Linked DNA regions of Mus musculus: region 1 is linked to region 2. The links are chromatin loops, found by intact Hi-C in ENCODE. Cell type or tissue: left cerebral cortex. All regions are shown on one strand. Links, peaks and the distances in the headings refer to the core of each region. The heading gives the core; the rest is flanking DNA. Region 1 overlaps Pfn2 (profilin 2). Region 2 overlaps Wwtr1 (WW domain containing transcription regulator 1).

Region 1 (2,918 bases), core at 93-2,592, 370 kb after region 2:
CAAGAGCACAGCTGGTGTGCAAGAAAAGACAGGTCTGAGCTACTGCAATGACAGAATGTCCCTGGGAATTTGATCGGTATGGTTACTGCAGTAAGGTCGTGGGAGGAAGTGCCTTTGCTCTCCAAGCTGCACGCTTCATGTCCTATAGACACTACAAATAGTCTGTCCCAAGTGCAGTCACTGTATTAAAAAGTAAAACACTGCAACTCTCAATAGCTCATCAACAGAGGAGGTATTAATTAGTTAAATAAACCAGGCACTACACAGAAGAGAATGGAAGCAGACCAAACACCTCGTGTTGGTAGGGAGGGGTGAGAAAGGTGTGACGTACAGAGGCATGCACTTTTTCCTCCCAACCATGCGCTACAAAAGGAAGACTAGATGAGCCAAGGAAATGCTCCAAAGTGCTGAAAAGACACTGATCGAGTTAGAGACTGTACACCGGCACCTTGCTTACTATTAACCTATTTTAGTAATCAGTAATCCACTAACTGCTAAGACGAAGTGATGCCCAACTTGGCATGCCCCCTTCCCCCAGTTTCAAGATATCATGCAAATCATTATTGTGCTGCAATTATGATGCCAGATAAAGGTTGGTTACAGACCTCTTCAGGTATAAAGCGAGTTCATATGTTTTCTTGTTAATTGTGCCTGCGTGGACACCTTCCTTTCCCATGACTATAACCAATGCTGGAGTACACAAGGAAACAAAACAAAAATGAACACAATTATTTAAGGGGAAGGGGCAGAAAGAAAGACACCTTTCCCCACCAACAGAGGGATACAAAGGAGACTTAAGCTTACAGCTAGGAAAATTTAAGAGCAATTTTCCCCTAATACTTAACAGTCTGCCTAGCAGCTAGAACCCAGAGTCTCTCAAGTATTTTGCCATTGAGTATGCCTTCTTATTCAATCCGCCTCCATGGACCCCTTCTTTTCCCATTACAAAGACCAAGACTGAAAGAAAAAGGAGAAAAGTGTTTCAAAAGGAGTGTTAATCAAGAAATCACGTAAGTTTAAGCAGATAGATTAATAAATTAACATTAAGTTAGTTTCCATGAACTGTTAAACACTGAAATCCATTATGTCTCCAGAATGGAGAGCCTTCAGGCTAGTAAATAAACTAAAAACAGCACACTACTGGATGCATGTAGGAAACCCCACTGTACAGCAGCTAATTTCCATAAAGGGATCTTTATGAGAGCTAGGAGGAAAGTGACAGTTTACCTTGCATCCTAGGAGAAACAGTCTGGCTGATATCATGCTATTCATCTCCTACAACATACTTTAAAAACTTTCATATTTTTCATTTACAAACTCTCCCCAAATGTAACATGCATGATAAATACAAGCTATTGTCCTATACGTGTGACTATAAATGAGAGACATGTCTATTACTTCCAGAGGAAAATGAAAACCAAATTTAAGCAGAAATGTTACTGCCAGTCACAAAACTCTACACTAGTGATATCTGTCTTATACAGATACTTCCCTTTGCTAATTCTTTCCAGTCTAAAAAAAATAAAAAAAACCACAAAACCTGTTTACTACTTCTAGCACCTAATTTGTGAACTGAACTATATGTACAGGTGTGTTTCAAATATACTTATTGCCACTAGGTGTCAGCAGTGTTCTATGGTTAAAAAAAAAGTTTCAATTCATTTGGCTTCAAATGTTGATTTTTTTTTAAAAGATGCATATTTGTGTTTTTGTCATGCATATATACATACTGCATGTGTGACTGGTGTCCTTGGAGTCCAGAAGAGGGCATTGGAGCCCCCAGGACTGTAGCTACACAGCTGTAAGCTGCTGCAGGGTGGGTGCTGGGAACAGAACCTCAGTCATGGCTATTATGCACTAAGACATTTTTCCAGCCCTTCAGCAGATGCATGTTTTTTTCAACCCTAGCATCTTACGTATCTAGAAGCAGCAAAAACTTAAGATTTGTCTGTTTTAAAGTTATCTTGTTTTGTGTGATTTGTTTCTGAAACAAACCACACCTCAGACACCCACAGCATTAAATGATAGCTCACTGTAGGCTCTTGTGATTTCACACTATAGAACTGTTCTAGGTGCTAACTTTGCCAAATGAGGCAGTTATACAGGTTAGTACATGTATGTATTTGTGTGTCGGTGAGATGTCAGAGTAAACATCAATGTCAAAGGTTCTCTATGGAATATGACAGTTCCTTATGCCATATTGAAACCAGAACTTTTATTATCAAGTCTGGAAACTGGTACCAGAGTTTGTGGGCCAAGTTCTTAAACTGCGAGTAGTTTCCTACTTTTCAAACTGATATCTCGTTCTTTGGAAGTATTTCAGCAAATGGAACATGTACTCTAAAACTTTGGCCTATCCCTCTTCTTCAGAAATGTTCCTGGCAAAAAATAAAACAATGTGATCTTTTTTTCCTTCCTTTCTTTTCTTTTCTAATGATGAGCAGAGAATTGATTTCAAATCTCAGCAAACATCAAAGGAAAGATCTCCAAGTAAAGACTAATTAGACACAAAGATAACTAAGTGACTGGCACAGACTAACAACCATCTATCCCACAGCATCGTAACGCGTTGGACTGAGGCACCTTTTCATTTTTAGGTTTACCAAAGCTGTCATAATTTAGAGTAGTCAGATGAGGCTGCATATGCACCACTCTAAAGTAGACAGGCTGAAAGCAGTGCCACCTTTCAGTGCTGAGCAGTTCACAAAAACCACCTTAATAGCCATTATGAACCAATTTTCAATTTAAACCATTAAAGAAACCCTAGTTGTAATATGACATGCAACTTTTAAGGAGAAAAAAAAAAGCCTACTCACCTCTCCCGGCCCTGCCAACAGCAACGTTGTATGTTGGCTCCCCACCTTGACTCTTTGTCCGGATGTCCATTGTGCAGTCACCATCAACGTATAGGCTATCTC
Region 2 (2,918 bases), core at 86-2,585:
TCATCTAACCCCTATATTGCTGTTCTCTGGTCTTACATCCATCTCCAGGAACATCATTACTTCTGCAATTACTCCAGCTGACTTCCCTGCCATGCCATCAAGCCGTGTGTCAGGCGTTGGGCAGGTCTATCAGTGCTTTCACCAAGCCACACAATGCATGAGCATGACCACTGGAGAATATCGGGTCTTCGAGGAGTCAGGATATCACAAAACTCAAAGGCCTCGCAATGGCTCTTAAGCTACTAGTGAACTACAAGATCCCTCCAGTCACAGATTTGTGGCAGACAGAATGAAGAAATTTCTAGTTGTAATCAGGTAAGGTACTGGCTACTTCTCAGTTCTGTGGGCTATTTGCCAGTGGAATTCTCAAGAAGTAGTTAAGGATGCTGTTGAACCTGTCCTGAGCTTGGCATAACAGAAAGCAGTGATGCAATGCAGAGAAGAGGACTTTAAAATCACAAGAGTTCAAATCCCAGGTCAGTTACAATAGAGCTGTGAAATTTTAAACTAAATTCTTTTTTTAAATTATTTTTTTAATTTAAAGCTGGAGAGATGGCTCAGCAGTTAAGAGCACTGACTGCTCTTCCGAAGGTCCTGAGTTCAAATCCCAGCAACCACATGGTGGCTCACAATCATCTGTAATGAGATCTGACGCCCTCTTCTGGGGTGTCTGAACACAGCTATAGTGTACTTACATATAATAAATAAATAAATCTTTAAAAATTTTAATTTAAAAAATGCTATTTATTTATTTTTACATGTATGGGTTGGGGGGGTTGTTTGTTTGCCTGCAGGTATGTTTGTTCACCAAATGTGTGCAGTGCCTAAGCTATTCAAAAAAGAAGATGGGGGACCCCCTTGGAACTAGCATAAGAGCTGGTTTTAAACTACCATGTGAGTACTGAGGTCTGAACTCTGGGTCTTTGGACAAGCAGTCAGTGCTCTTAAACATCTCTGCAGCCCCTTGGACTAAATCCTTGACAGTTCATTTAAGATGCTTTATGAAGCATCTTGTTGGACATAGATCAAAGAACACAGTGAGACAAACAATAGAAGGTGTCATGGACGGCACAGAAAGATTTGCGAGGCAAAGAGACTTGACTAGACTTTGCAAAAAAAACATGTGAAGCCTGAACACAGGACTCCATTAACTTAGTTTACTGATGAGGAAACAGGGCCAGAGAGAGTTAAGTGGTTTTCCCAGAGCCCTGTAGCTAACAGCAGGTGGAGCCAGTGTCTAAATCCAGGCAGTTTGACCTCTGAGGCTATTCCGGTAATTTCCACAGACAGTACCAGGGAGAAGGCAGTGAGGACTGAAGTTGGCAGGCCTCAAATTCAAACCCTTTCACCTACTACTGGAGATGAAACTTGGGCAAGTTACTTCATTTCTCTGATCCTGTTTTCCCAGCTATAAAATGGAAATACCAACCCCATGACCTCATTCAGCTTGTTTAGAAGAGAACTTAACGAACCAGCCTATTCAACAGCACTGAGCACAGTTTTTCCTCCCCGAGCCGGGAGGAAGATGGGATTGGAAATGTTTTATGATCCTTTTCGATGTATATGGGTGGAGCTAGTATCCCGGGAATTCACACCACATTTAGCAAAGTTTTAAGGTTCGGTTTTAAAGGCCAGTCTCAGAAAGTTCTGAAAAGCTGCAGCCCTCCCTCCTCCTGCCCCCAACATTTCTTCACATACAAGCTGGGAATGGAAACCCTTTGTAAAACAGAGTCTTTGGAGTGAGTTACTGGTAATCTGTTAGCTCCCTTAAACAACAAAACCAAACGTCATTTATGGATTCAAAAGGCACCCTCCTAGGGCTGAGAAGCTGTGCGGTGGACGCAGAGGATAATGAAAGGCAGAGACAATTTGTGAGTTAAGAAGTTCTGGAAGCTTCCTCCCCTCTAGTTCCCCCACTGGCCTGCAGCTCTGTGGAATAAATCAACAGAAGAAGCTAGAAAGTAAAAGGCAATGGAGAGCGGGGCCTGGCTCCGAGTGAGTGTTTTTGGCTCGCAGGGCACCTCCCACCAGCCAGCTCCTGCCTCGGCTGGAATGTACTTCAAAGGGAGCTAACTGAATGATAATAACCTCTTCTGAGGGTGCTCAGCTTGATTTAAGTGTGTAGCCGGGATTCTACAAAAATGGAAGACCGAATTGTTTTAATTATGAAGGGTGGGGCGAGTAGAAACAAATGAAATGAAAGCGGTATTTTAAAATCCCACCGTTAAAGCGGCTATTTCAGTGCAGAGGTGCAGCTCACTCTTTCTTTCTCAAAGCCACGGAGACTGCAGAGGCAGACTGCCTGGGAAGAGGGGGGGTGGGGGGGGATCTGGTGTCAATCTCTTTTGTTGAAAGCCTGTACCAATCGATTCTAGAAATTCACTGCCACATTTCCTGGAGTGTCTCTTTGAAACACCTCGCACACACTCAGCTGCCAGACTGGCTCTAGAAAAGTGCAGATTCGAAACTCTGATACTTTGGAGGAAACATTTGTTGAGTCTGTAATTATTATCCAAAGCCTGTTATCGCCTAAGAATCACTTGAAGGAAGGAAAAATGTAGATATACTTCTGACTTAAACAAAAATGTAAAGTAGATTTTTTGAAATGGAATACTTCCTCATGCCTCTGTGATCTCATTTTCCTTAGTACAAAATAAGCCTCCAGTTTAAAACAATGACCAATTTGTTTTCGAAAGGACTTTTTATTATGAACATATTTATTTAAAGGGACAAGTACGTATCACGGAAGAGGTTGGTTTGGAGTGATGGAGCCGGGGAGTCTTTTCTAAAAAGATTTGAACTGGCACCCTTTTTCTTTTCTTCCCATTTCCACCCTTACCCGGACCAAAGACTCATCATGTAGCTCTGGTTAGCCAGAATTTGCTATGTAGACCAGGCTGACCTGTAGCAGGCAGTGG

The links. A loop is a pair of places that touch in the nucleus more often than their neighbours do. Peaks named below come from ENCODE experiments on the same cell type or tissue, not always from the same donor. Only the 100,000 strongest peaks of a DNase experiment are listed, where the experiment ranks them.
Region 1: it touches region 2 in a loop (2.7-fold over the local background); 3 of 42 quality-filtered maps call a loop at or near these places.

The regions. Positions count from the first base shown.
Region 1 is chr3:57,842,358-57,845,275 of GRCm38, forward strand. Pfn2 (profilin 2) reads right to left here. Exons shown (of 3, transcript NM_019410.3): 2 at 2,817-2,918; 3 at 1-957. The coding sequence ends at 860. Among named protein-coding and RNA genes, the nearest start is that of Pfn2, 3.9 kb to the right of the region's middle. In left cerebral cortex, for the core only: a CTCF peak has its summit at 1,615 (motif pointing right); DNase peaks (open chromatin) are centred at 131, 383 and 1,706; H3K4me3 peaks cover 761 bases.
Region 2 is chr3:57,469,167-57,472,084 of GRCm38, forward strand. All of the region lies in intron 4 of Wwtr1 (WW domain containing transcription regulator 1), which reads right to left. Among named protein-coding and RNA genes, the nearest start is that of Tm4sf4, 45 kb to the left of the region's middle. In left cerebral cortex, for the core only: a CTCF peak has its summit at 1,219 (motif pointing right); DNase peaks (open chromatin) are centred at 1,259, 2,026 and 2,357; H3K4me3 peaks cover 464 bases; H3K27ac peaks cover 1,289 bases.